Linked DNA regions of Homo sapiens: all the other regions are linked to region 1. The links are chromatin loops, found by intact Hi-C in ENCODE. Cell type or tissue: dorsolateral prefrontal cortex. All regions are shown on one strand. Region 1 holds the start of SLC24A2 (solute carrier family 24 member 2). Region 2 overlaps LOC105375988 (a long non-coding RNA gene). Region 3 overlaps SLC24A2 (solute carrier family 24 member 2). Region 4 has its middle 130 kb from the start of SLC24A2. Region 5 holds the start of LOC105375988 (a long non-coding RNA gene). Region 6 overlaps SLC24A2 (solute carrier family 24 member 2). Region 7 overlaps SLC24A2 (solute carrier family 24 member 2).

What was found. A loop is a pair of places that touch in the nucleus more often than their neighbours do. Peaks named below come from ENCODE experiments on the same cell type or tissue, not always from the same donor. Only the 100,000 strongest peaks of a DNase experiment are listed, where the experiment ranks them.
Region 2: a loop joins it to region 1, with 5 times the contacts of the local background. A loop is called at or near these places in 7 of 110 quality-filtered maps.
Region 3: a loop joins it to region 1, with 4 times the contacts of the local background. A loop is called at or near these places in 5 of 110 quality-filtered maps.
Region 4: a loop joins it to region 1, with 6 times the contacts of the local background. A loop is called at or near these places in 3 of 110 quality-filtered maps.
Region 5: it touches region 1 in a loop (4-fold over the local background); 2 of 110 quality-filtered maps call a loop at or near these places.
Region 6: a loop joins it to region 1, with 2.8 times the contacts of the local background. A loop is called at or near these places in 5 of 110 quality-filtered maps.
Region 7: a loop joins it to region 1, with 3 times the contacts of the local background. A loop is called at or near these places in 4 of 110 quality-filtered maps.

The regions. Positions count from the first base shown.
Region 1 is chr9:19,787,407-19,791,406 of GRCh38, forward strand. SLC24A2 (solute carrier family 24 member 2) reads right to left here and starts at 1,631. Exons shown (of 11, transcript NM_020344.4): 1 at 1,479-1,631. It overlaps LOC124902128 (a long non-coding RNA gene), which reads left to right and starts at 1,753. Exons shown (of 2, transcript XR_007061432.1): 1 at 1,753-1,872; 2 at 3,519-3,654. RefSeq lists an enhancer at 547-1,194. In dorsolateral prefrontal cortex, a CTCF peak has its summit at 1,692; DNase peaks (open chromatin) are centred at 995 and 1,715; H3K4me3 peaks cover 3,001 bases; H3K27ac peaks cover 3,373 bases.
Region 2 is chr9:19,491,036-19,495,035 of GRCh38, forward strand. All of the region lies in intron 4 of LOC105375988 (a long non-coding RNA gene), which reads left to right. Among named protein-coding and RNA genes, the nearest start is that of MAP1LC3BP1, 30 kb to the left of the region's middle. RefSeq lists an enhancer at 1,948-2,471. In dorsolateral prefrontal cortex, CTCF peaks have their summits at 2,250 (motif pointing right) and 2,454; a DNase peak (open chromatin) is centred at 2,386; H3K4me3 peaks cover 1,065 bases; H3K27ac peaks cover 4,000 bases.
Region 3 is chr9:19,640,186-19,644,185 of GRCh38, forward strand. The region is part of intron 2 of SLC24A2 (solute carrier family 24 member 2); the gene reads right to left. Among named protein-coding and RNA genes, the nearest start is that of SLC24A2, 150 kb to the right of the region's middle. In dorsolateral prefrontal cortex, CTCF peaks have their summits at 1,080 (motif pointing left) and 2,277 (motif pointing left); a DNase peak (open chromatin) is centred at 2,226; H3K27ac peaks cover 4,000 bases.
Region 4 is chr9:19,920,295-19,924,294 of GRCh38, forward strand. It overlaps a transcript of SLC24A2 not described here. Among named protein-coding and RNA genes, the nearest start is that of SLC24A2, 130 kb to the left of the region's middle. In dorsolateral prefrontal cortex, CTCF peaks have their summits at 2,406 and 2,606; a DNase peak (open chromatin) is centred at 2,347; H3K27ac peaks cover 1,291 bases.
Region 5 is chr9:19,469,928-19,473,927 of GRCh38, forward strand. LOC105375988 (a long non-coding RNA gene) reads left to right here and starts at 175. Exons shown (of 7, transcript XR_007061431.1): 1 at 175-573. In dorsolateral prefrontal cortex, CTCF peaks have their summits at 2,062 (motif pointing right) and 2,265; DNase peaks (open chromatin) are centred at 724 and 2,084; H3K4me3 peaks cover 471 bases; H3K27ac peaks cover 4,000 bases.
Region 6 is chr9:19,650,531-19,654,530 of GRCh38, forward strand. The region is part of intron 2 of SLC24A2 (solute carrier family 24 member 2); the gene reads right to left. Among named protein-coding and RNA genes, the nearest start is that of SLC24A2, 140 kb to the right of the region's middle. In dorsolateral prefrontal cortex, no CTCF peak of the experiment used is centred here; no DNase peak of the experiment used is centred here; H3K27ac peaks cover 3,680 bases.
Region 7 is chr9:19,699,351-19,703,350 of GRCh38, forward strand. All of the region lies in intron 2 of SLC24A2 (solute carrier family 24 member 2), which reads right to left. Among named protein-coding and RNA genes, the nearest start is that of SLC24A2, 88 kb to the right of the region's middle. RefSeq lists an enhancer at 1-136. In dorsolateral prefrontal cortex, no CTCF peak of the experiment used is centred here; a DNase peak (open chromatin) is centred at 2,091; H3K4me3 peaks cover 1,064 bases; H3K27ac peaks cover 4,000 bases.

The sequences.
Region 1 (4,000 bases):
GTACCTAGACTTCTTTCAGAACTGTCTAGGTACTTGGCAACTAACAATTATTCATTGTTTACTTTTGGTCCAATTACATAATTCTCAGTTGTAGGCAACTTTTTCTGATTTAACCTATCATTTGGAAAGTGAGTGATTCTTTAATTTAGTGATCTTTTTTCTGCACACATAATGATATCAGATCTTATTTTTCATAAAAAGTCTCTCCTTTATCAGATGCGGGAAAGTAGTCCTTTACAAATTTAAGTTTACAAAAAAAAATTCTGGTGACATGCACAAGCTGCCTTCCCTAAACATCTAGACATTGTTTTCAGCTAAATATTTTTTTTAAAAAAACAACCTTTAGTCATATTTAAAATAGGCAGCTTAGTAAGTCAAAGAACTCCCAATGCAGTGAAATAACAAGTAGGCTATTTCGAGAGACCACATGTGTATTTCATAAACAATACGCAAGTTGTAGCAATACCTCTGTCCACAAAATCTGCCCAAAATAGCCCCACCACTGACTTTAATAGGTTAGATATCCAAAGCAGAGTTTTCTTTCTCTATCCCACGGAGGAGATGGGTAAAATAGCCAGACTTGACAGCTGATATTCTGAAGAGTTCTCTTTTTAGTTTTTCTTTAAAAAGACTATTCTTTTCCATATCAACGATTTCATTTTGGAGGCAGTCGCTGAGATAATCTCAGGTGTAAAATAAGCTAATTAAACACACGCCACTTAAATACTGAGATTAGCTGGAGCTCAGGTTTTCAGAGCAAAGCAAGAGCACAAATCAACCCCGCTGAGTTGCTGCTACTCCTGAGATAACCCGACCCCATCACGGAGATTCCCAGGTGGCTGCGAACGTCAACGCTTAGCAGGAACGATTAAGCGATTCACAGCACTCAGGGGATTGTGTAAATGCCCGGCCCGGGCGACCAGCAGGGACAGATTCAACTCCCCGGGCGCAAAGTCATCTCCAGCCCGATCCTCGCTCCCCCTGAAAACCCACCGCTCGTCTCCCCGGGAGCTGCCTCCGTAGGAGAATGTTCGCCCCCAGCCGCGCCCCAACTTTGCCTTGCGTGGTCCCAAACTTTCCCTGGTGGATTAATAGGAAAATAAATCTAAAGGACAGACGCCCCACCTGTGAGCTTGGAGCTGGGTTGCATTTGGTGAGGCGCTTGGCCCGCATCCCCCTGAGTCGTTTGTAGGTGGCTGGGGAATGGAAGCGCCCCTCTGCGCGTCTCCCCCGACGGCAGGCCCTGCCCCACGCCCCCCATCCCAAGCCAAAAGCAAGGGTAGGAGAGGCGGGGGCTCCAAATCCACGCCCCGGAGCACAGAGAGTTGGCTAACTCCTAGCGGGGCCTGGGGCGCCCACATCCACGGCAGAGCCACCTGTGAGCCTGCAGAGCAGCAACGGGATGCGCGCAACCGGGATGCGGGGACGACCGCCACAGCGGCTACAGCGGCAGGCGGGGCGCAGCCGCCCGCACTTACCAGGATAAGATGGGAGGACGCGCACACGGCGGGGCCCCCGAGCGCGGCCCGCCGCTCCAGTCCGCCGGCCCTCCGCCTACCCGCTCTGAGGCCCGGGCTCTGGCTCGCACTGGCTGCCGCTCTCGCCAGCCGGGCTGGGTTCGGGAGGAGACTGAGCCGCTGTGAGCCCGGCGCTCCGAGTCTGGCGCTGCCCGGCCCCCGCCGGCCCCTCCCTCTGGGCTGTGCGCTGTGCGCTGGGAGCGGGGCCGCAGCGCGCTCAGCTCCCGAGTCCTTTGCTCCACGCCTCCTGGGCGCAGAGGCGACGCTGGCAGCCGTCTCTTAGGAGATTTCTCCGCAGTGTGGACGGGGGTCAGGATTTGCAGGCGAGCAAGGGCAGAGAGGAGAAATCGTACAGGTCGGTGACGCGCCTAATTCACAAAGCCTGAAAGTGCTGTCAACTTTGGGGTCATCTTATGCTGGGCACCGCCTCTCCAATTATCTGCAAAAAGTGATAGCAGTCGCGCTTTTCTTTAGGAGGCGATGTGATGTGTAATGGTGGAAAAGACGTTCAATGAAAAGGCACGGAGGCCTGCAGGACAGGCTGTTGGGGTCCAGGGTTTCTTGAGTGTTGGATTTGGATGCTTGGGACACTGCAGGGGCTTCAGTCTTGCAGGGTGACCTTTCATTTCATGGGTGATGAAAGTGAGACCCAAAACCCCGTGTCATTTTGAATCACTGACAGGCTTCGGCTTTTGGCCTCGGGATGTCCAGCCCAGTGCTCCTTCCTGTCCTATCTGGAAAGCAAGATCCCCTTGACCACAAGAAATAGAATCAGGCTTGTTGGGGATGAGAGACTAGAATCTGGGCCAAAGAATGGAAGACGGTGGTAAGACAAATTGGTAGTGAGGGAACCCCTTTTACCCAACCCTGTGACCACCAGCAAAGCTGCCAAGAGGTACCCAACTCGTGAAGCTCTGAAAGCTTTTCGCACATTTTCCCCTCTCCTTACCCTCCATCCTTCTGTTCTCTCCCCCATCCAAGAGGGTTTCTTCATGCCCTCCTTACAATGGGGGTAATGGGTATATCCTGAGAGCTCATGACCTCTGACTTAGAGTACAGCTCTGTAGTCAGACCTCTGGGCCTACTCATCAATAAGTAAAGGGAAGCCTAGGGAACTTAGAAATATTTTTCTTCCCCCCACCCCCCAATCAAAGCCAGGCATTCAAGACTCAACTTTTCTTTTTCTTTCTCCTTTCGAGACTGAATCTTGCTATGTTGCCCAAGCTTGTCTTGAATTCCTGGGCTCTAGCCATCCTCCAGCCTCAGACTCCCAAGTGCTTGCAGACTATAGGTGCCTGACTGAATTTTTTTATCTTTAACTTTTAATTTAGAAAATTTCAAACATATACAAATGTAAGAAAGTAGTATAATGAATCTCCATGGGGCCATAACCAGCTTGAACAATTATGAACTCATGGACAGTCATATTTCATCTATACCCCTTTTTCCTATGTCATCATTTTGAAGCAAATCCCAGAGCATCATATCATTTTATCTGTAAATATTTTCAGAAAGCAAGAAAACTATCAACTACCACTAGGGTTGTGTCAAGAAGGGGACAATTCAAATAGGCTGTCACTGACCAAAGACGGGCTAATTTGAGCATCAAAAAAAAAAAAAAAAAAGATAATCGCAATTGTTTAAAACACATCAAACATGATTATATCTATTAATTGATAATATTTTAAAAACAACTGAACAGATTGATTGCTTGATGGTTCAGAGGGAACCAGCTCATAATTTTCAAAACTGTTTTAGGAAAAGGAAAACAATTGTGCATTTATTTTGCCTTTTCTATACAAATTGGACCTCTGGGTAACCAATTAGGCTTTATTTTTACCCTGCCTTTGTCTACTTTCCTAGTTTAACAATCCTATTCTTCCCTGAGGCAATAGGTGCCTCTGGCTACATGGGGTGCGGAGGGGAATATCACAATGTCTAGAAGAGTTTTTCTTATGTTATCTTCTAGAATTTTTATGGTTTCAGGTTTTTCCCCTACAGCTCAGAGATGACCCTGAGTCTTGATTCGGTGAGAAGAGGAATGAGATCCAGATGAAGACCTCATGAGTCCATAGATTGTATTGGCTGGGATTTGCACTTGGTTGCACATAATAAAAATTCATTCTTGGTGATTAAACCAAACAAGAATTTATTTTTCTCATGGTAAAAAGAAGTCTGAAAGCAGACTGCCCAGGGTTTATAAAATAGCTTCAAGATGCTATCTGGGAACCCAGATCTTTTGATCTGTCTTTCTTAATGTATGGCTTTATCCTCATGGCTACAAAATGGTTTATTCTTTTGCATTACATCTGTGTTCCAGGCAGGAAGAAGGGAAAGAGTGAAGGGTGAAAGGCAGAAGGCCTCCTTGCTAGGCTTTGTCTTTTTATTTAGGAAGGGATTCTGTCAATGCTTCACTTACATTTCACTGATCACGACTTGGTCACAAGACATAGCTGCAAGGGAGTGTAAACAGTATTTCAACT
Region 2 (4,000 bases), 300 kb before region 1:
TATGATCCTCCACTCTGCAATAGAATAGTCACTAACCCCATGTGACTACTTTAAAGTAATTTAAAATAAATGAAAGATTTAGTTTCTCAGTTACACCACATCTGCAACCTTCCTTTATTCCTTTCTTCTCCTTTGTGTGTGTGTGGTTTTTTTGTTTTTTGTTTTTTTTTTGAGACAGGATCTTGCTCTGTCACTCAGGCTGGAGTACAGTGGTATCATAGCTCAGTGCAGCTTCAAACTCCTATGCTCAGGTGATCCTCCTGCCTCAGCCTCCTGAGTAATCGGGACTACAGGTAGGCACCACCATACCTGGTGAATTTAAATTTTTTTTTTTTTTTTTTTTTTTTTTTTTAGATAGGGTCTCACTGTCACTCTGTCAACCAGTCTGGAGTGCAGTGTTGTGATTTCGGCTCACTATAACCTCCGTCTCCCAGGCTCAAGCGATCCTCCCACCTCAGCCTCTCCAGTAGTTGGACTATGGGCATGCACCACCATGCCCAGCTAATGTAATTTTTTTTTTTTTTGGTATCTTGTAGAGATAGGTTTTCACCATGTTGCCCAGGCTGGTCTTGAACAACTGAGCTCAAGAGATCCGCCCATCTTGGCCTCCCAAAGTGCTGGGATTATAAGCATGAGACACCACACCTGGCCAATTTTTTTTTTTTTTTTTTGTTTCAAGTTTTCACAGTGTTGCCCAGGCTGGTCTCAAATCCCTGGCCTCAAGCAATTCTCTCACCTCAGTCTCCCAAACTGTTGGAATTACAGGTGTGAGCCACAGCACCTGGTCACCTGCAACATTTCAAGTGTTCAATAGTCACGAGTGGCTAGTGGCTACAGACAAAGGACATTTCTATCACAGTTCTTTTAGACAGTGCTAAGAGTGGCCCAGTAGAATTTAGAAGAAAGACATGGTCTTCTTTGTCACATGGGCCTTAGTCCTAATCTCATTTCTTCTAAGTAGTGAGATGACTTTGGGCAAGTCATTTGACTTCCCTAAGGGCTCAGTTCCTGCGTCTGTTAATGGGGTACTTCTACTTGCATAACAGGGTCCTTCTGAGAGTTCTGGCATCAGTGCTCAATTGGCAATAACCTCCTTTGTCCTGCACCTCCTGCCAAACAACCTATTTCTCTTAATCCCTAGATCACCTGTATTACTAGAAGCTCATTTTGAGCTTGAAGGTCTGGCCAGGAGCAGAGGGAATCACCTTTCCCTCAATGGTAGAGAGGGGAATTTGTGATATCCTGAGATTCTAAGATTGTGATACCTGCCCAGGCAGGGAGGGGATAGGCTTTGCTTCTTCTGCACACCTTGCCTTTATCTCAACTCATTTCTTCTCTCAGTCACTGCCTGAAATGAATGAGTGTGTTGAAATGAGTAATATTTGGAGTTTCAAATGAATAATTGTTACATAAATCATTAGTTCTCAAATTTTAGTGGACATCAGAATCACCTGGAGGGCTTGTCAAAGCACGGATTTCTGGGCTCCACCCCCAGAGTTTCAGGGTCTGCAGGTCTGATGTGGGGCCTGGGAATTTGTGTATGCATTCCCAGGTGCTGCTACTCCTGGTGGCGGTCTGCAGTGTACCTGAGTCATGGAAGCTGGAGCATTTTTATAAGCAAAGATTAAATTGTATCCTTGCTTTACACAGAGGATACCCAGCACGTTCTTGAGGGCATGAGAATTCCTTATAACATTGTTATAATTGTGATTTCATTGTCAAAATAGAAAAGATTCACCCCGATTGTGGATTATAGATTATCTTTGTTTCCTTCATTTTTTTTTTTCTTTTTACAAACCCTTGTATCAAGAAGTGCTGACTTACAATAGAGGACGGCGAGGGAGCTGCTCTGCTACATACAAAATTCCCAGCCAGAAGCAGGTGGTCTACCAGTGGTTTACCACCAGGTTCCCCACAAAACTGGCAGTGCATGAATGGCATAGATGACGGTCTCCAAGCCAACTGCAGCATGTAGATTTCAGTGCCTGCTTTTGCATTTGTATGTACAATCACATTATTACCAAGCAATTTCCAGAACTGGCAACATTTGACTTTTGACCTAGTGTTTCTCAAATTGTCTCTTCCCTTTCTGGTGATACCATGGCTGTAGCTGGACCCCTGGGCCTTCCCTATCCCTGCTCCTGTTTTGTTACTCCCAGGCTACTTGGTGGGAAAGTGAGACATTTCATTTTCAGGGCATTTTTGGTGGGTGAGCGTCGTAATCTACGATTTTGCCTGTAGAGGGCAGCAGCACCAAGAACTTCTGGCTGCATTTTCAGTGTCAAGCGTCAGCCTGGTATCTCTCTGTTCCTTCCATCCCTCTTGTCACCTTGCCCTTTTTTTCTGGAAGTCACATCTAAAAAAGATATTTGCAAAGTACCCCGGTTGCCTCGGCAACTGGTGCTCAGGAAGGCGGCCTGGGGTGTAGCAGCGGTGTTGGCTGGACGCCCACCTGCTTTCAGCGTGGCTGAGGGGACTGCCCCCACCCCACAGCCTGGCCACCTGGCAATGCCCAGTGACTGTGGGAGGTGGCTGTCTGGGAAGCCTGTTCTCGCTGCCGACTTCTGGGGCTTTGCTCGCACATATCCTCTTTTGCTTTCTTGTCCCCAAAATGCCTCTTCCCAGAAAGAATCTGAGTCAGTCTCTCGTCATTAGATTAGTTCCTGCCAAACTACGGCAGATGTCAAAGCAGCTGATAGGAAGATTATGATTCTCCCTTTCGCAACCCCAACAGAAAAAGCGGAGTAAAGAACCCGAGCGGAGAAGGTTGTCAGGCAAAGTTCCGATGAGGAGGGAAGATGGTTCTATTTTGGCAGCTCAGTAACCATATTCCCATTCCCTCTGCCCCATTCAACATGGAGATGCAGGAAGGAGTCCCCCTTAACTCCCTGTCTGAACAGCCCAGGATCTTTGGATTTAATGTTGCCTTAAAACAAGAACAGTTTCCTTTCTTTCAATAGACACCCCTTGACTTGGCCCACATGCTTGTGGATGTAATGGATTTTCTGAGGAGTATTTTTCCTGGTCTAGTGCTGTCTTTCCTGCATGAACTCACTCATACTCTCTCAGTTGCACACACGGGTTTCAATTTATCTTCTTCCTGTCAGACAGCACCTGTTCTGTCACAAGTGAGCGATAACTCCTGACAATTTCTTCTCCTGAGGCTCACAGGGAAGGAAGTTCTCTGAACCTCCTGGTTGAGGAGCCACTCTGCAGTGGTCTCAGGAGTTCATTTGGTTTGGAACCCTCCTAGTGTAACCCTACTCTTGTCCCGGAGTGAACCCTTTCTCCTTAAGGAGATGGCACAAGATCTTAGACACATCTTAGATCCAAGACCCCAGACAAAATGGCTCAGTTCAGAAAAGACTCAAGTCATCAGGATGGTAAAGTGGGCTCAGGAAGTCCTGCAGCCACCTGGGCATCCTTTGTGGGGAAGAAGTCAGCAGTGGCCCCAGGAAAAAAAACTAGATCAAATCCAGGGGGTCAGGGCAGAAGTGGCCTGGCCTTGTGTTGTGCCAAACCCCTATTAACCTCAATAGGGAAGGCACTAGGTTCAGGAGGCTGAAGAAGAGACTCAGAGCCAGCAAAGGAGACATGGTGTTTTTTTTGGAGATGGAGTCTTTCTCTGTCACCCAGGCTGGAGTGCAGTGGTGTGGTCTTGGCTCACTGCAACCTCCGCCTCCTGGGTTCAAGCGATTCTCCTGCCTCAGTCTCCCAAGTAGCTGGGATTACAGGCACGTGCCACCACACCCAGCTAATTTTTGTATTTTTAGTAGAGACAGGGTTTTACCATGCTGGCCAGGCTGGTCTTGAACTCCTGACCTCCGGTGATCCCTCCTGCCTTGGCCTCTCAAAGTACTGAGATTACAGGCATGAGCCACCATGCCCGGCCAATGTGGGGGTTTTATTAGGGGCTCACATACAGGGGAGAGAGTCCAGTGGTGGTGTGCTGGACAAGATAGCCACCTTACAAACAGTCCAGTGGCAGCAGGCTGGGCAG
Region 3 (4,000 bases), 150 kb before region 1:
CTGCCTGGAACCTTTCCATGAAAGCATCATCAGTTTTATCTAAAAATGGCTCTCCTGCTGTTATTAAACCATGTGCCTTGCTGAGTACTCACTGCATAAAGAAGAGCAGATTCATTTGGAAAATAAGTTGAATCTTTATCTTTTCAGATATTAAAGTTGGATGCCTTTCTCTCTGTACTGCTATAAAAAACACCTTCATATTACTTGGGTTTATTTTAAGTTGTTTAAAAAATTTTGAAAGCATAAACTAATATTTATGTTTTCTGACCACAAAAGCTACACAAGTTGACTGGAAAGTATAGGCGTTGATACGGGGTTGGCAGAGCCAGGACAAGGATGAGATGAATGTCTCACTTTGTCTCCTGGACAAAATTTAAGGCAGTACCAAAAAACTCAGTATTATAGATAAATAACATAATGCAATATTTCAAAAAATAAATATTAGTGCAAAATAAAATCTACAATGAACAAAATGTCAAGATTTTAAGTAAAGACAGCTCTTACCTTGCACTTGAATCTTCCCTACTCATCTTACCCTAATCCTGGCCCTGGTTTCAATAAAACTTTATTTACAAGAATAAGCAGCTGGTTCATGAGCTGTAGTTTGCTAATTTGTTTCTTTAAATATTGCATTAAAATATTTATTTTGATGACCAAGATTTTGGGTACCCCCTTAAATTTTGTGCCTGAGTGCCATCCTCACCTTACCCTAATTCCAGCCCTGGGTGTTATCTTCTATTCTAAGTTCAAATGGTAAGCTAATGAAAGTTTTAAAGCAAATGACTGATAGGATTTGATTTAAGTTATACAAGTGGGCTTTGGTTGCTGTGTAGTTTGGCGGGAGATCTAAAGTGGGGACTGGGAGAATAGTTAGGAGGCTGATGCGTCAGTCTAGTGATTTTGCTCTGGTCCAGACCAAGTCACCAAAGACCATTCAGATGTAAAGATGGTGGCCACTTCCCTGTCTGCATATCTACGTGACATCTCAGCATTTGTCTTACTCCTGTTGATTCTCTCATGGTTGTCCCTCTGCTTTACTGACTTCTCAGTCTTGGGAACTCTGCCCTCTTGTGTTCTCACACAATCCCTTGGCCTTAAATTCCATCAACAGAATCTCTAGTTCTGAATTTGTCTCCTCCAAACATGCATATCCAATTCCAATTGCCAACTCACCATTTCTATTGAATGTCTAGTGGGCATAATAAACTTAACAAAACCAAAGTTCACTTTCAAAGATGTCTTTCTCTCTGTGCTGTTTGGATTAGTTCAATCACAAATTTAGATATTACAAAACATCTTCACATTTCTTGTTTATTTTAGGTTACTTAAACATTTTTTTTTTTTTTTGAGATGGAGTCTCACTCGGTCGCCCAGGCTGGAGTGCAGTGGTGTGATCTTGGCTCACTGCAACCTCCGCCTCCTGGGTTCAAGCGATTCTCCTGCCTCAGTCTCCCAAGTAGCTGGGACCACAGGTGCGTGCCACCGTGCCCGGCTAATTTTTGTAGTTTTAGCAAAGACAGGGTTAAACATTTTTGAATACTTAACATATATGTGTTTAGGCTATAAAAGCAACACATTTACTGGAAATTATGTCTATTCCCAAACCTGTTACTCTTCCAGCTATCTTCCAGTAGAGAATGGCACTACCATTCTACTCAGCTGTTCAAGCCAAAAAATTACTGCTTATTTCTTTTCTTCTCCTTTTCTCCCACATCCAATCCACCAGCAAATCCTGTCAATTTTGCCAAAATGTGCCTTCATTTTTTTAAATAAAATCAGCATCAGCCTCAGTAGGCCTACTAAGGGTATAGCTTCCACACATTAGGGTAGAGTCTGACTCGGTGGAAGGAGCAGTCGTTGGGAGGGAGGGGAAGTGTGTGTGAGTAGGAGTGTTAAATTCCCAGGTCAGGGTATAGGGAGAGACTGGCTTGGCTTTGGGGAGGTGAAAGCTGCAGGGTGGAGAGAGCTGGAATATGCCTGGGCCTCTCCAGGTGGGACAGAGACTAGGAGATGTCCCAGCTTTTACGCTTACACACACATTCTCTCTCATCCTACCAGCTGGGTCTGCACAGCTGGACCTGGGACCAGAGGAGGAAATACGCCAGCAGATCTTAGTAGGTACAGCTAGTTGGTATTAGAGGGAGCAGAGTGATCTCAGTGAAGATGTGCCCAGTCATCAGTCTGGCAGGGGCCAGAGCAGACAGGGTTGGTGACAAAGCTCAGCTGGAGCTCAGCATGTATGAATTTAGCATCCATGGCCTACACAGGGCTGACACCAGCTGGCAGTGTACAAAAATCACAGGGTCAATTTTCCAAGCTAAGCGTATACTGTACACTCCTCTGAGAACCAAGTTCACTAATGCAGAGGCCACTTAAAGAGTAGTTATGCCTACAGGTCCTGCTTACATTGACCAAATAGAGTTTGTTTCATTGTTTGCTTTGTTGTTTAATTTGGCTTTGAGAATGGTTTATATGAGAGCGTATTCTTTTTTTTTTTTTTTTTTTTTTTTTTTGAGACGGAGCCTCGCTCTTTCGCCCAGTCTGGACTGCAGTGGCACTATCTCGGCTCACTGCAAGCTCCGCCTCCCGGGTTCAAGCCATTCTTCTGCCTCAGCCTCCCGAGTAGCTGGGACTACAGGCGCCCGCCACTGTGCCCAGCTAATTTTTTGTATTTTTAGTAGAGACGGGGTTTCACCGTGTTAGCCAAGATGGTCTCGATCTCCTGACCTCGTGATCTGCCCGCCTTGGCTTCCCAAAGTGCTGGGATTACAGGCGTGAGCCACCGTGCCTGGCCAGTATTCTTTTTTTTTTTTTTTTTTTTTTAACATATCTGAATGAATTCATCAATCGTCTGCCTTATAAAAAATCAGTGGATTTATTCAGTGATAAAAACCAGTAAATTTTAATTTAGTAACTACTGATTTTGCATGCTTTTTGCATATCAAATGTAAGTTGTCAGGACCCTATTAATATGAATATTTTATCTAAATGTTACCCATTTAAAAATTATAAATATTTGTCTTACTCATACCTGCATTTTACTAAACTCATTATCTATAGTATAAAACTATTACGTATAATCTCTCTTTCCCACTGAACTATCTGCAGAGATCAAAGGACCCATTATTCAGGCCAGATGTTTTCATGTTTTTTAAAATTAATCTTGTTTGTATAAAGTATATTTAGCTTATTTTTTGACAAGTCCCTGATATTCCAGACTTAATGGGTACCACCACTAAATCTGAATAATTGATGGAAATGTACCTAAAATGGCAGCAAATTGAGCATAGATCCTTTGGGGTATATTTCTCTGTATGCAGGGTGTTTGCTATTGATGGGCCAGCAAGTGAGCCTAATCCAGACGTGTCAGATGATGGAGAAGGGCTTATAACCATAGACACTGTGTCCAGGATAACAGCCCCGAACTCTCTTCCATCCTTTGGAGTAGGCAGACTTGTCATGTCTGAGCTTTCTCTCTGTAACATATATTTACTCAAAATAACTATGAACATCTGTGTATGCCTCTCCAGTCTGCAAAGAACTTGTAATATATCTCTATTAACTTGTTGCTTAGGACAGCAGTTGTCAACTTTAAATTTTTTTCTGCAAAACATGAGGGTGACATTGACATGTGTGACACTTGTGCATCGATGTACCCATCATGTGATGTGTTTAATCCACAGATTCAATAGAATTTTACATCTTTGCTTCCTTCCTACTTGAGGAAGCTTGTTGGAACTCAACTGAGTGGGACTGAAGGTATTGAGATCACTTTGAAATTTCTCTTATTTGTAAAAGTAAGTTGATGAAATTGGGCACTTGAGTCATTGTGAATAATAAACTGCATCTGACACATTTCACAACTAAAGACATTCCTGTTCACCTCAACATCTCAGTTGTGAACTTATAGCTTAGTGAGTAATAGCATCTCCCATTGAAAGGAAAAGATTTACATGTTGAGAATAAGGTGGAGTGTTAGAAATGCCAATAAAAGTAATGG
Region 4 (4,000 bases), 130 kb after region 1:
TCAATGCAGTATGGCAGAATGAAACGGAGTTAGTTTTTGGACAATTTTCATAGTTGCCAATGATTAATTCATCAGTCGTGATTTTTCAAACTATTAAATACAAAGTCCATGTCTTAGACTGAGTCCCCCAGATGTAGACCCTGAGACAAGGATTTGAGTTCAAGCAGTTTATTTGGGAGGAGATCCCAGGAAGTACTGCCATGGAAGTGAGGAAGTGAAACAGGGGAGGGAAGCAAACCAGCATTGGGTACGCTGAGGGCCAACGTACCGCTATGGGCTACCTGCTGGGAACCTCTGGGAGCCTGAAAGGAGCCCACCTGCAGTGAGCTGGTATTTATCTGCCGTCTCCCTGGGCATTGGTTGAGAGCTGTTAGGGCAGGGTTGAGTGTTAACTCTCCACGCTTCCCACTAGCCTGTGTGTGACACATATCTACAACTAGAGAGTCCTGGGCAGTAAGGGACGACACAACAGTGAGTTCTAGGAATGACTGACCTATACAACCTACATGACGTGTATCGATCGGGAGCCGGATGTGAGAGACAGAAGACTGAGTGTAAAATCATACAGTCTAAAGCCAACCTGGGTTCAAACCAGATCTGCTCCTGTTTGTATGTGACCCTGAGCAAGTTATTTAATCTCTTGGCACTCAGTTCCCTCATCTATAAAATAAAGATAATCATATTACCTACCCTCATAGGGTTGTTGTGAGGATTGAGTCGATATAAGTAACAAGTTTAGAATAATGTTGACTCATGGCATATACTATTTATTCATAATTATTATGGGGGGGGGGTGTTCCAAAGTAAATCATCAACCTGCCACCAACAGTGCACCTGTAGTAAATGGTTACCATTTACCTGTCTTCTCCTCACCTTTATTTGATAAAATTTCATTTAATGACCTTTCTATAGTTTTACTATCTTCACTAAGAATTTAGAACTTACATGGCCGGGCATGGTGGCTCACACCTGAAATCCCAGCACTTTGGGAGGCCGAGGTGGGCGGATCATGAGGTCAGGAGATCGAGACCATCCTGGCTAGCATGGTAAAACCCCGTCTCTACTAAAAATACAAAAAATTACCCAGGCATGGTGGCGGGCGCCTGTAGTCCCAGCTACTCGGGAGGGACAGAATGGCGTGAACCCGGGAGGTGGAGCTTGCAGTGAGCCAAGATTGCACCACTGCACTGTCTCCAGCCTGGGCGACAGAGCGAGACTCCGTGTAAAAAAAAAAAAAAAAAAAAATTTAGAACTTACCATGCCATGTGCAATATGCAATATTGAATAATCTCACTTCAATTGAAAAATAAACCTCATTTTTCATGCATACAGAGAAAAATGTATTCATCATCATTTTGGGGGATCATTTAAATCCCTCACCTGAATGCATTTCGGTAAAGTTTAGCTGAGGGGGTCTTATATTTGCCTAGAGAGAACACAATGTCTAACCATGCATTTCCTCAGGGAACTCTACGGTACAAGGCCTCTTTTCACCTTGTAAAAAGAGACTCCAAGCCCTGCTGGCAATTCACAATACAAAAAGGATATCTTATTGATATGAAAGTTGAATTTAATGTGATAGGAGCAAATCACTTTTCAAAGTGGCCAAGAGAGGGGGAAAGGGTTAAGAAGTCTCTATTGATGTAAGACAAATTAAAAGCAGAAATATAAGAAATGACGCTCCTTCCCAAGAATCCTATGAGTGGGTTTTTGTGGTCTTAAAATGTACCTTGATTCATCTACTTCTGTTCATGCATGTTTGCATGTACGTCCTTCTCCAAGCAGCTAGAGAAAATAAAGTTGGATGCATCAGCCTGTTCCCATTGTTTCAGGAGCAACCATCCAGTCTTTTAGATTCTAAAAGCCTAAAGATTCTGAAAGTGGAAAATTTATTGTTTCACTCAAAAATTCCATAAGCCATCTTCCTAAGTATGAAATAGCTTCAGGGAATTCTATTTTTTCTGATAGTTTGTCACTAAGTATTTGAGTCCATGATTTTCAGGGGAGCCAAGAGATCTCATACCAAATTGCAGGGAATTCCTATGATGTTTTTTAAAAGCAGCCATTTAGTGTTCTTCTCTGATTTGCAGACATGCAATAAAATCTTTTTATGCACCCTATTTATTTTCCTAGACATTTAAATTTTTTCATGCCCAGCATGCTCAATAATTCAAGCAGAGTTGAAAATGGCCAGGTTTTACCTTCCATGGGATTATCCTTGGGGACTGAGGGTTTAAAAGAATGACAGCTATGAAAAATCCCAGGCCTCCTCCCAGCTGTGCACATTGAACTGTCTCTACTGAAAGCAGTAACCTCTGCCTGCTTCACAGGAGGGATTGGCGAGCATCCTAACAGTCACTGTAAATCACAGCCCATCACACAGCTAACTCTAGAGCAATGGGGCCACCTAGACTCCAAATATGGAAGCGCTGAAAGGAAAAAAATCCCTTCTGGGATTCATTCCTAGAGGCTCCTTGAGATCTGGATATTGAGAGGGTAAAAGAGGAGCTTGTACATGTCTGAGTCTCAGGTGATCAGAGACAACTTGAATGCATGAGGATTTTTCTCCATAAAACACATTAGATATTAACTTTTAAATATTTATAAATATTTACATGAAATATCTTAAATATTAAAAATTATATTTTTATGAGTGTGTTGGCCTAAAGATGAATATATTCCTGTTATATATTAAATATTATATATTTATATATATAAAACATTTAATTTAACCTACCAGTTTTTTAAAAAAAATGTTAAAAGAAATAAAGACATTTAGACATTTTTCTGGGACCTTAAAAGTATTGTGGGCCCTCCACACTGTGCCTAGTGGATAAATTGGCATGGCTGGCACACACTAGGGAGGTCAGGGATTTATAAGGCCTAGAAGCCTTCCATCCTTTAGACTGTTAGAATGTTCTGAAAGATGTCCAAGGACACCCAAGGACTTACCATACTTTCCTGCATTTCATGAATTTCTTTCATATTTTAATGTTTCCTTTAATGCATCACATAATAGATGACACGTTTAACATTGAGGTGGTGGGACTCTGTTCCTTTAAAGTCTTCATTGAATTGATAATACTTTTAAAATATACAGTATCTTAGAATGGAGGAGGCATGGTATCCAGCCATGATGAGGAAAAGCAGCCACCCCTGCGCCCTGGGACCTTTCCTGACCTGGCTCTTTCCACTCCCTACCTACCCAGCCACACATCAAGAAGCAGTCCTTTGTCATTTATTAGCCCACCTTGGAAGCCACATTGCCGCAGTTCTGCTGTGCTCTTGGTTGAAGCAGTCACAAGCCCACCCCACTCATGGAGGAATGACAAGTTCACATTGTTGAAGAACATATGAAATGGGGATATAGTTGTTGTCACCTTTGGAGAATGTGATCTGCCAAACATCCCCCAACAAAGACAAATAAATAGATAGTTGGATCATTTCTTTCTTTTTACTTTTTTTCTGTTTTGAGACAGAGTTGTTCTTGTTGCCCAGGCTGGAGTGCGATGGCACAATCTTGGCTCATTGCAATCTCCGCCTCCCAGGTTCAAGTGATTCTCCTGCCTCAGCCTCCCGAGTAGCTGGGATTACAGGTGTGCACCACCATGTCTGGCTAATTTTTGTATTTTTAGTAGAGACAGGGTTTCACCAGGCTGGTCTCGAACTCCTTACTTCAGGTGGTACACCTGCCTCGGCCTCCCAAACGGCTGAGATTACAGAGAGTTGGATCATTTCTAAAGGGAAGTGGGTAGCAAGGGTGATGAACAAACAGAAATTACACTGTGTTCACTCCGTTATGCCACCGTCATGCCTGTGAGGGAGCAGAGCAGCTGGCTGTACAATTTCTTTAAGGAACATGGATATATACCCAGTTGGTTCAGGCAATGGGTGTTACTATCAAACTGTTTGCAGAGGAGTAAGGAAAACAAAAATGAGAGTAGCCAGGATGTCCTTCTCAGTCAGCTGAGATGTGACAGCTTGTTTAGGGTGGTTGTGC
Region 5 (4,000 bases), 320 kb before region 1:
AATATCAGACTGGTGACAAGTGACCACCTTCCTGATGTAGATACTGAGGAGCATTTTTTTTTCTTTTTTACCATGCTTTCATCTGCAGCATTGTTTGATGACTGCCCCAAACCCTCCAAGTCAAGTGAATACTTCTGAGCAGGCTGTAAAATCCATCATTGGGCCACTTTTCTTCTTCCAAACTGTACACAACCCACACTGAATACCTGCTTCCCTCTAGGCCTGGGCACTTCTGTTCCCTTTGCCCAGCATACCTTTGTCCCTCCCCACATTTTCAACACTTGTACTTCTATTTTTCCCTTAGGACTTCATTCGTGTATCACCTCCTCCAGGAAGCATTCCCTGATAACACCCTGGCCACATCCCTGGAGGCTGGTTTATATGCCCTTCCTCTGTTTCCATAGTGACTTCTATTTTCTACTTACCATGAGGCACATCACACTGTATCTGTCTTTACCACTGGATACGTCTTGTTTATTCTTCTATTTGCAACGTTCTAGAATCCCTGAATATTTGACAACGTATGCTTTCCCTCTACCATATGGCATGAGTGAGACCAGGGTTGGAACAATGGTGCGTGCCTGTACAGTGGTATGATTTAAGCTACTTGCTTGGCCTCTCTGTGTTTGCATAAATGGAAGATGAGACTAATGATAACTGAGACTTAATATGGTAGCTGTGAGGACTATGAGAATCCACTGAGAGCGGAGTGAACCGTGCTTGGTACAGAATAGTGGTAGGATTATGGAATTCAAAACGAGGCAGCTGTTGTTGTCATCAGTGTATGGCTGGCCTGGATCCATGATACTGATGTGACACCATTATTTATATTGTGGGTCAGATTCCTCCATTCTTGTGGGTAAGTTCCATGAGGGAAGGTCTTTGTTCAGCTTACAGCTGTATCTCTGTAGCTTAGAATAGTGCCTGGAACATAACGGGCAGTTGGTAAATGCTGGTTGAATGAGTGAATGAATGAGGTACCAAGAGACCCCATGGGATGATTAATCTTGATGGCCAGTCCAGTGTCCCCTGGCGTCCAAGACTTCTTTTATGCCTTATAATCTGGCTAGTGTGTGTCTCCAAAGAGCCTTCATTTAGCCCAAACCAGAGGTTCCCAAACATTTTTACCAACTGTCTTCTTTATCATAAGTTTGAGGAAAAAGTTATTTCTCTTGAAGAGAAAGCAAGAAGGAAGAGAACGCCCTGTTTTAACCTCCAGTGCCAAACGCAGCCTGAAACACACACGCCCACACAGCTCCTGTTCTTGGGAGAGAGGCACGGTAAAGTGGCATCTGGAAAAAAAACCCAGTTCAAGCCAAATTTGTGTCAATCCCTTCTCTGTCAGCCTGTGCTTCCAAGCACGGTATACCAAGATGACAGTTCCACCCAGCTTTCTGCTTTTTCTTCTTTCCAAAGAGAACTTTGATTAAAAAGAATCTTAAGATGCCTGGAAAGAAATTTCTAGCCTACAGACCAGCATTGTCTATGATAACTTTCTGTGATGACGAAAATGCTCTGTAATGTGTGCTGCCACTAGTTACTTGTGGCTGTTGAGCACTTCAGGCTGGTGTGCCTGAAGAGCTGAGTTTTCAATGTAATTTTAATTAATTTAATTTAGATAGCCACATATGATTAACGGCTACGGAGCTGGGTGGACGGGACAGTGATGTGTGGCTGAGCGGAGAGGGCTGCAAAGGGGGTCTCAGATAGGGGTCTGACCCTGGAAGTCTTCTCTTGGCCCTTTCTGGGGGACTGGAATCAAGAAAAGGCCAAGAGCCTCTCAGTGCTTTTTAACATAGGTGCCCCTTGATCAGCTTAGAATAAGAAATGAGGTCACATTCCTTTTAATGTTCAAACCACATGACTTATGATAAGGGCGTCATGAGCCCTGATCATGCCTCACTTTCTTCTCTCACCGAGGGGGATCTCCCTCCTGGAAAAATCTCACACACTCCCTCCCTGGGGACTTCCTTGGTCCTGGGGCGGGCAGTGTCATTACTCTCATCACCAGGAGAGAAAATCAGGAATTCTCGTTCTCGGCTGCTACTGCCGCCTTGGTCACTAGGTGTCACCAGTGGTCCTGCAGCCCACCAAAAGGAAGGCGGCCACACCAGTTGGCAGGTCTGGGGACAAACCTGGAGGCTGCGGTGGAGGGAGAAGTTGGCTTCCTGAGGGGGTGAAACTGACACTCACAACCGTACTAGATGCACCAGATCAAGTGTCGTGGTGTGGGGGAACGTGGGCGATAGGGTTCTGGGACATTTGCCGTGTGACTGTGACCCGTGTGACCCGTTTTGGTCGTCTAAGGGAATAGTTTCTGCCTACATCCTGCTGAAAGAAGTGGCTTTTGGAATGCCTGCCCTCTTTCTCAATGGACCCCAGCAGGCAGCCCCCTTATGAAAGGGAATTGTTTGATGTCAGTGCTCATCCCAGAGCCTGAGTGCTTAATATTCCCCGTGGTCACCCACTTTTGAGGGAAAGTGGCTTCAAAGCAGGAGTGGTGACAGACCTGGCTCCTGGTCCCCACACTGCTGACCACTTCTGGTGTGACTCAACCTTCCATTCCCACCCCCAACTCCCGCCCAGCACCTGTACCAGAGAGAAAATAAGACCTGCTACACATTTTGGTAACTTTTTGCTCTTGACAGTAAAATAAGATTTTACTTTCCTGACAGCTCAGAGTATAGTAGGGGCTTAAATACTTGCTAGCTGACTGAATACTAGTTAGAGGGTTATTAATGTAGGTAGGGGAGAACTGCACTTTCTTTCCAAGTGAGATTCAATAATACGTATCTTGCCCCCAACTTCCTGGAGTCGGAAAGAGTATGGTTTCATTATAGCCTGGCCTCCAATCAGCTGTGTAATTGGGTATGTCACTTAATCCTTCTGAGCCTCAGTCTCCTCATATACAAAATTAGGGCGAAATCTAACTTTCAGATGGGGTGATGGTTAGTTTTATGTGTCAAATTGGCTGGATGATGGGGTTTCCAGATATTTGGTCAAACATTATTCTGATGTTTCTGTGAGGTAAGAGCATTTCTGGATGAGATTAAGGTTTAAATTAGTTAATATATATATTTTTTGAGATGGAGTTTCACTGTTTTTGCCCAGGCTGGAGTGCAATGGCATGATCTCGGCTCACTGCAATCTCTGCCTCCCAGGTTCCAGCCATTCTCATCCCCCTGAGTAGCTGGGATTATAGGCGCCTGCCATCATGCCCAGCCAATTTTTGTATTTTTAGTAGAGACAGGGTTTCACCATGTTGGCCAGGCTGGTCTTGAACTCCTGACCTCAGGTGATCCACCTGCCTCAGCCTCCGAAAGTGCTGGGGATATAGGGGTTAGCCACTGTACCTGGCCATGGATTTTTTTTTTTTTTTGAGACAGGGTCTCAATCTATTGCCCAGGCTGGAGTGCAATATGGTGATCATAGCTTGCTGCAGCCTTGAACTCCTGGGCTCAAGCAATCCTCCCACCTCGGCCTCCCAAGTAGTGGAGATTACAGGTGCATGCCACCGTGCCTGGCTAACTTTTTTATTTTGTTTTTTTTTTAGAGTTGGGGTCTTGCTATGTTTCCCAGGCTGGTCTTGAGCTCCTGACCCCAAGTGATCCTCCTGCCTTGACCTCCCAAAGTGCTGGGATTACAGGTGTGGGCTACCATGCCCAAATTGGTAGACTTTAAGTAAAGTAGGCTCCCTCCATAATGTGGGTAGGTCTCATCCAATCAGTGGAAGGCCAAAATAGAACAAAAGAAACTTTCTCCTACTTCTCTAGCAGATGGCTTCAGACTACATCTGCAACATCACCTCTTCCTGGTTCTACAGCAGATGGCCTTCAGGCTCAAACTGGAATATCAGTGACTGGCTGGGTCTCCAGTCTACTGGCCTTGACTGGAACTGCAGCATAGACTCTTCTGGGTCTCTAGGCTGCCAGCCCACTCCACAGATTTTGGACTTGCCCATTCTCCATAATTGTGTGAGCCAATTCCTTCTAATGAATCT
Region 6 (4,000 bases), 140 kb before region 1:
CCCAGAGAAACAGCTTGGGTGTGATGATTAGGGAGCAGCTTGTGGCTATGAAAGGGAGAGAGAGCAAAGCTAACTGGCCAAATGGGAATTGAAGCTGTGACCTTGGCCTCATTAAAACAGCAATGTTCTGGAGTGGATCAATTTTTCACAGACAGCCAGGCCATCTGCAGAGAAAACAAAACATGGCACGCGCACACACACACACACAAATAAAAATACAGAAACAAACAGCAACTAGGATTCACAACCGAAATAAAAATTAATTCACAGGCATTGTAAACATCAGCTTCTAGTGTGTGTGTGTGTGTGTGTGTGTGTGTTTGTGTGTGTATGCCAGCATCAAATAGCTGTCTATAAAGTCACTTCTGTTGGCAGGGTTGAAATGCTTCTGAAGTGGAGAAGTATGTCTTTAGCTTACATTTGAAGAGATCTCATAGTTAAGTGGTCAACTTGTATTGATAAGACATCTATACTCCTCACAGATAAATAATGTGCCACCTTATAAAATTTGAAAACTGGAAAATTAGTACCTTTTCAGAAACAAGCTCAGATGTAGACCTAATAGTATTAGGTAGCACAGATCTGAAGCCCCGATTACCTCATCTGCAGTTATCCTATGGTATGCAAGAAGCCCTCTAAGTAAAGCTACAACACCCTAAGTGGAAAGCACGTCAGCATTAATCACATCTAATTATAAAGATGCGAATACTTATAATAGTACTTATTAGGTACTACTCATTGTTTTAAGCATGTTACATATATTGCCTACTTCAATTCTCATAATAACCCAATGGTGAAGGTGATGTTATCATTCCTATTTTATGTACAAATATATGAAACAGAGAGAAATTAGACAACTCGCCCTAGGTCATATGGTGAATAGAATGAGGATTGAGACTCAGGCAGTCTAACTTTGAACCCATGTTCTTAACAGCACTTCACATTGTAGCCAGTGAGGCCTCCTGGGAAAAACATGACATTAGACAGCAAGGAAATATGGTTTGCTGCTGGGGAACCCCCCACGCCCACCATCATCAATTTCTTTCTCTCTTTTCCCCGTTTTCTCCCTATAGTGTTAGTCTATGGGAAGCAAACTTTCACTACTTTTTAAAATTAGGTCAAAAGGCAAAACAAAAACATACCGCTGCCAGAAACCCTAGAGATAATATAACCAATGCCTTTATTTTGCAGATGAGGAGGTTTAGGGTCAAGCTAAGATTAGGATTGAGGGCCCTAAAAATTATTGGGATCATCAAACCCATGACAGTGCCTGCATTAGCAGCATCTACCCGCTCCTGATTCTTACAGGTTTCTCTATGACATGCGCCGCAGGCTTCAGCAGCTGCGCTCTTATAACTCAGTTTTCATTCCTAGTTTCATTCATCGACCACACGGGTTTCCTCCCCTGCAAATCTTGGTTCTTCTCTTCCATTTGGGCAGTCCTCTGTGAGTGAATTATTTCACAAGTAAATTGCTCGATTACAGGAGATACCCACACTACTTTGTTCCATAAAATTATACTAAGTGTTCTGCATAGAGAGGAATTTCAAATCTTTTTGAATCTTTATTGTTAAAGCTAATTGGTAGTACCTTATATTTAATCTGCATGTGATTAGAAGTTACTGACTACTATACTCTCATGTTTCATCAGTTTTGGAGGTAGGGTACTTCCTCTAGCTCCTGGCTTTTTGTTTGGTGAAGATAACATTTTAGAATTTGATATTACCATGGTAGGCTGAATACTGGTCTCCAAAGATGTCTGTGTCCTGTCCTAACCCCAGAAACCTGTGAATATGTTTGTTTATATGGCAAAAGGGACTTTGCAGATGTGATTAAGTTAAGGATCTTGAGATGGGGAAATTATTCTGGATTATCTGGTGGGGCCCAATGTAATCACAAGGGTCCTCATAAGAGGGAGGCAATGGAGTTAGAGAAAAAGGAGGTGTGACCATGAAACCAGAGGCTGGAGTGATGCACTTTGAAGATGGGGGAATGGGACGCACACCAAGGAATGCAGCTCAATCTCACTAGAAGATTGAAGAGGCAAAGAGACAAATAAATTCTCCTCTGCAGCTTCCAGAAACACACCCCAACCAACATCTTGATTTTAGGCTTCTGACACCCAGAATTTTAACATAATCAATATGTGTTGTTTTAAGCCACAAATTTGGTTGTAATTTATACTGGTAATAATAGGAATTTAATACAATCACCCTTGTTCAGATCCTCGTGCCTATTCAAAATTAGCATCCATGAAATCAGCTTTTCCTCTTTGTAGTTTATCTCACCAGATTCAATGATCATTCATCCATTCAGTTCATTTAACCAATATTCGTGAAGCCCCTGCTATGTGCCAGGCACTGTGATTATGTGAGCAGAACGATGAGACAAACCTTCTCTTCCATCCTGTTTCAACCTTCTCTTCCATCCTGTTTCAATATCTGCCAAGGAAAAGGCAACCCTTCCCATAGGGCATCTTACTTGGCTTTGGTTTACCCACAGTGTTCCAACTTCAGACCTGAAAATGACTTATCATAAACTTGGCTCACCTCGGGCTGCCTCACTGCTCACCCCCCAAACTTGGACATGTACAGCTAAGTTGTAAGCCTGTTTCCCTTGAGGACAGAGGCCTTTTACACTCAGGGCCAGTCTCAGATAACAAAGTACACAAGACTTGTCTTTGAAATCTTTCTCAACAGCATGGCCAGAAGTGTGTCCACACTCTCCTGTGTGCTGTAGCTCATTGACGTTCTGTTAGGACACTTAATCACGTGCAATCATTGACTATGATCACAGTAGTAAGACTGTCTTTTCCCTTCATAATCCTCTTGAGATTGGGGACTCATTCACATATGTGTCTTCTTTGGTGCCTGACTCATGATAGGTGCTCAAGAAGTGTGCTGAATGGATGCAACTATAAGCTAGTGCTCATCAAGGATAAATATCCCTGTGTGTGAATGCATATCCTCATGATTTACCAATGCTGATCAATAGTCTTCATTCCAATAGCTTTCTTTCCAGGTGAAAAGTTGATCTACTGAAGTTACCCAAATGGCTATGCTGACAAGCTTGATATAAAATATCAAATATCAGTAGAATCTTGAGCTTGGAGTTGAGTTTAGACTTTTATTCCAAGTCCTGACTTTAACGTTGTCATTCATCTATCATCTTTGTATACTTGGGCCCTGGCACAATGCCTGGCATATAGTAGTTGTACATGGTATGTTTGTGGAATAAACATTCCAATGTGACAGCTGATGCTTGAAATGCTGAAATCTCCCTTATACCCTGTATCCAGTCTCACCTGCTGGCCCTCAAAGTTGCAGCCTCAGAGCCAAGGTGTTTTGTGAGTGATTCTACATCTATGCCAAACTATGTGTCTGACTTTTAAAAATTGCCTTATTAAGGCAAAATTTACATACGAGTCACTCATGTTTAGTGCACAATTTGATGAGTTCTGGCAAATGTCAAGGTCGTGTAACCACCACCACCGCACTCACGATACAGAACATTTCCATCACTTCAAAGAAGTTTCTCCATGGCCCTTTGTAATCCCCAACCTATGACCCCAAGCAACCATTGATCCACTTTTGGTTATTACAGTGTTGCCTTTTCAAGACTTTCATATAGGATGGAAATCATACAGAATGTAGTGGAATCATATAGAATGTAGCCTTTGATATCCCGCTCTTCCACATGTTTCTGAGATGCATTCGTCCTGCTGCTTGAATAAGCATGAGTTTGTACTCTGTCTTGCTTGGACCTTTGGCTTCAGTGTGATCCTGATATTTGGCCTGGCTGCCTTGCCCTTCAGCACCTGTGTGCTCCCAGGAAGCTAAGGGTTCCTAAACCACAGCCTTTTCTCCTGTGTGAGAGACCATGACTTTTGACCACCTGGAGAACATGGTTTTCTCCTCAACTGGTTAGTGGCACCACTTCTCTGCCCATTCGATTGCTCCATTGTGGAATCTGGAGGTTCTCCTCCATCTTCCCTCTCCCT
Region 7 (4,000 bases), 88 kb before region 1:
AGAAATTGCCCCTCTCATCCACTGCTGTTGGAAATAAAAATTTTGTGTTTAGATACCAAAGTTGCAGCATTATGTACAGGCTTATAACCAGGAACAATTATGTTCAACAGTAAGTGAATAATGTTTCACTAAATTACGGTTACATTCATGCAATATTATGATACATGAGGCAGTTTCTTAAGATTACTTAATGACCTGGGAAAATATTCATCATCCAATGTTAATTAGAAAACCAGCATATTAAACTATATATGACATGCATTTTCTAAAAATACTTTTCTAAAAATACAGTATGGATGCATATCTGTATCATAAACACTGGAAAGAAATGTATCAAATTAATACTTGTGATTATTTCTGGGGGGTGGTATTACAGATGATTTTTATTTTTCTCCTTTGTATGTTTTCCAAATTTTCTGCAAGGAGATTCCATTATTTAATAATTTAGAAAAAATAAAAGTAAGTCTTAAATTTTTTTTTCTGACTAGATGATTCTCTGAAATAAACTAACTGCTCCTGACTGGTTTCAGGACACCAATGACTCAGCCCCTTCTGGTTAGGACACACGGGTGCACTAGAGAGGTCCTGAGACCTGAGCTCCATGACCCAGATTTGTTTTGCTGCTTACTGGCTGTGTCTTTCTGGGCAAAAGAGTCCCGAGCCTCTGTAATTGTATTTGTAAAATGTGGCAATTGACGTCTGCCTCACAGATGAAGTTTAAAGACAGTATAAGAAAAATGCTTTGAAAAGTACTATATAAATGCAAGCTATGTCTCACCTGAGACATAGATAAGACAGAGAACACACTCAAATCCCAAATGACCAACTTCTTGGTTTTATGACATCACTTAAATGACAGAACCTCTTTGAGCCTTAGCCTCACAATTTGTCAAGTAGAGATATTACTGGCTTCTTCAGAAGGTGGATGTGAACTAAACACCTTTTGCAGGACTCAGTAAATGTTAGCTTTCTTCCTTTCTTAGGCTCTGTCTTTCCCCACTCCACTCTTACTCTGAAACAAGGATTTAAAAAAATGCTCTGGCATCAGCACTTTCTATTCTAATTTTAAAGCATATTATTTACTTTGTTTTTTTGATATGTTAAAAATGTATGGATTCTTTTTCCTTTCTCCACCCTTTTACGATGTGGACAAACAGCAAACACAAAGTAAGCAGAACTTGGGAAAATCAATGTGAGGACTGTGGACAAATTTTATGGGGTCATTTGAGCCTGAAGTTTTCCACAGAAAGCTCTGAAACTCTAAGCACTTTCCTTTAGGGCAGGCAGAGTAGGAAGGGTAAGAACGTCCTTGCTTTGGTAGGCTGAAATTATTTCAGCAATTAGATCTCCCTAGATTCTGGATTTATCTAAATATACCTGTGACATTCTGTAAATGTGCAGAACTCAGAACTTCTCAGGCCTGGTTTCTGTAGTGTCAACTGACAACCACATGCTTTGAAATTTTGTTTCCTTTAATTAACCTTCTCCATTTTCAAATCAATTTTCTCACTTCCTCATGGTGTTACTGCTATTCTAAGAAATGCAGACCTAACGGATCAACATTTCAAGACTCCAAAGGTTCGTATGCCAAGCCTGGAACTTTGTACACAAATAGATATCCAAGAATACTCGCTGTTCATTCTGTATACCCAAACTTAAAAATTCAAGAGCTAAGATTAAAGTATCAGAGGATTGAGTCCTAATTTACTATTTGAAATCTGGTCTACCTTGTATAAGAATCTTTTCTTGTGGGAATGTTGAAGATTTTTGAGAAAGAGAACAACCCACTGAAGGCCCTCCCTGTTTAGGGAAGATTAACCTGTTAGGTGCTAGTAGATTGATCGAAGGGGATGATCTGCATGTACCATGACTGTGAAGACAGATTAAAAAGGAAGAGGCAGATAAAAGACATATTGTAGCGGAATCCGCTAGTGCCCAGTCCATTTTTCCAGAGTCTTAGCACTTCACTGTGTTCTGGCTGATTTCTAACTGCCAGCGTCTACCCACCTTTAGTTGAGTGCTAAGGAATTCATACCCCCATGCCAAGCAGCACTTAGTCCACAACCGGTAGGAGTTGATACATAAACAGTCCAGCTCCCCCGCACTTTGGGTGGAAGAACTCTGAGCTGTGTTGTATTAGTTTCCTACTGTTGCTGTAAAAAAATTACCAAAAACTAAAGAGGCCTAAGGAAACATGAATTTATTACTGAACAGTTCTGGAGGCCGTAAGTTTGAAATAGACCTTACTGGGCTAAAATAAAGACGCAGGTTTGAAGACAGTACACTATTGCTTTGCAGGATGCTGACCAATCTTCTGGCACAAGTAGACCCAAACTGTGGTCAGCTTATTCTTTGAAGGAGCCTTCTTGAATTCCTCTTCTCTTTATAATCAAAACCGAGACAGGAGAATGTGCTGGTGAAAATTCCTCCACACTATGCTGAAATCAATCATATCAGGCCTCATCTTAATCCCACTTAATTTAACTGAATCCTGCCATTTGATCTAATCCATCTAATTTAATCCCACTTTGGCACAATCCAAATCTAGAATACTTGAGTCAAATCATCTAATACTCCAAGACTAGCAGTAGCCTACCGTGGATGGAAAACGATAACAAAGTTACAAGGTACATAGAGTCAGAATCTCTTGTTTTTCATTCTGGCTATAAAAAAACCACATGATCTTAGACTAATCACTTAATCTCTCTCTGACCGATTTTATTTCTTCATGTAAAGACAGAATTAATAAAACTCCTTTTTTGAGAGATTTCAGAGTGAAATGGAAAACTGTGAACTTGCTTTGAGTTCTAATACAATAGCACTAATCATGATGATTTGAAGGACAGTAAACCTTTTGTTTTTCCCATGAATGCAGGTTTTAGTCAAATGCCAGCATTCTCTGTACACTTGGTGCTCCTAAAACGTTTATTGTTTTTCATAATGAAGAATAATGTCTTATGCAAAGCAATCTATTCACAAACCTTCTCCCAGTTGGAACTGATATATGTTGAGCCATCTCAGTTATTCTGATAAAGCCCCTCACTACATTTGTATCTAACTTCATCACAAACAAATGATCTCGATACACTTTGGGGTTCTGCAAGATTTAACAACCCATGGTGACTTGTCGCATAACAGAAAACTTGACTTTTTGCTCTATTTTAAATTACATTTGAGTATTTTTTATTGAGAATCTATTAAAACTAGGGCTCCCAGAACTGGTCTTTCAGTAGTTTACATAATAATAGCTACAATAACAACTGATGTCTGCGTCTTGCATTATAGTTGGCAGTGGCTTCCTATAGTTAGATGTTGCCCAAACTTCAGTCATTTTTATAACATCAGCATGATATTTTGCCATATTTTCTTAATTTACGTGGTACTAACTACCAAGTGTTTTATCTTGAGTTACCTTTTAAAATTTAAATGTTTATTTAAAAAGTGAACTTCATATCACTACCATACCTAGAAAACAAATATTGCTTGCCATAAATAGAAAATAAATAAATTCATTGATTTAGGCATGCCATAAAGTATACATATAGCAAAACATCATGTTGTGCACCATAAATATATACATTTATATTTGCAAATAAAAAATAATAATTTTTAAAAAGAAAGTAAATAAATGCAATGCAATGAAAACAAAACAATATTGTTCAGTTCCTTTCTATACTGTTGTTGGGTAAAAGTTCCTGAGCTTGAGATACATTCTTTTGTGTTTGTGTGTGTAAGTGTGTGTACTAGAGAGAAAGAGAGAGAGAGATACTCGCATATCTTATATCAAATTTAGATACAAACTCTACATTGAGACTTTTGGTGAATTATTTACAATTTTTGGAAATGACATGATGGATTAGAATCTTAGTAAGCAGTGCAGATACTGTATCCATTTTACAGATGATAAAGCTAGGGCTCAGAGAGATTACATGACTTATTTCTTCAATACTCAGTAAATGGCAGAGCTGGGCTTCAAACACGAGCCCTTTCATTCCAAATC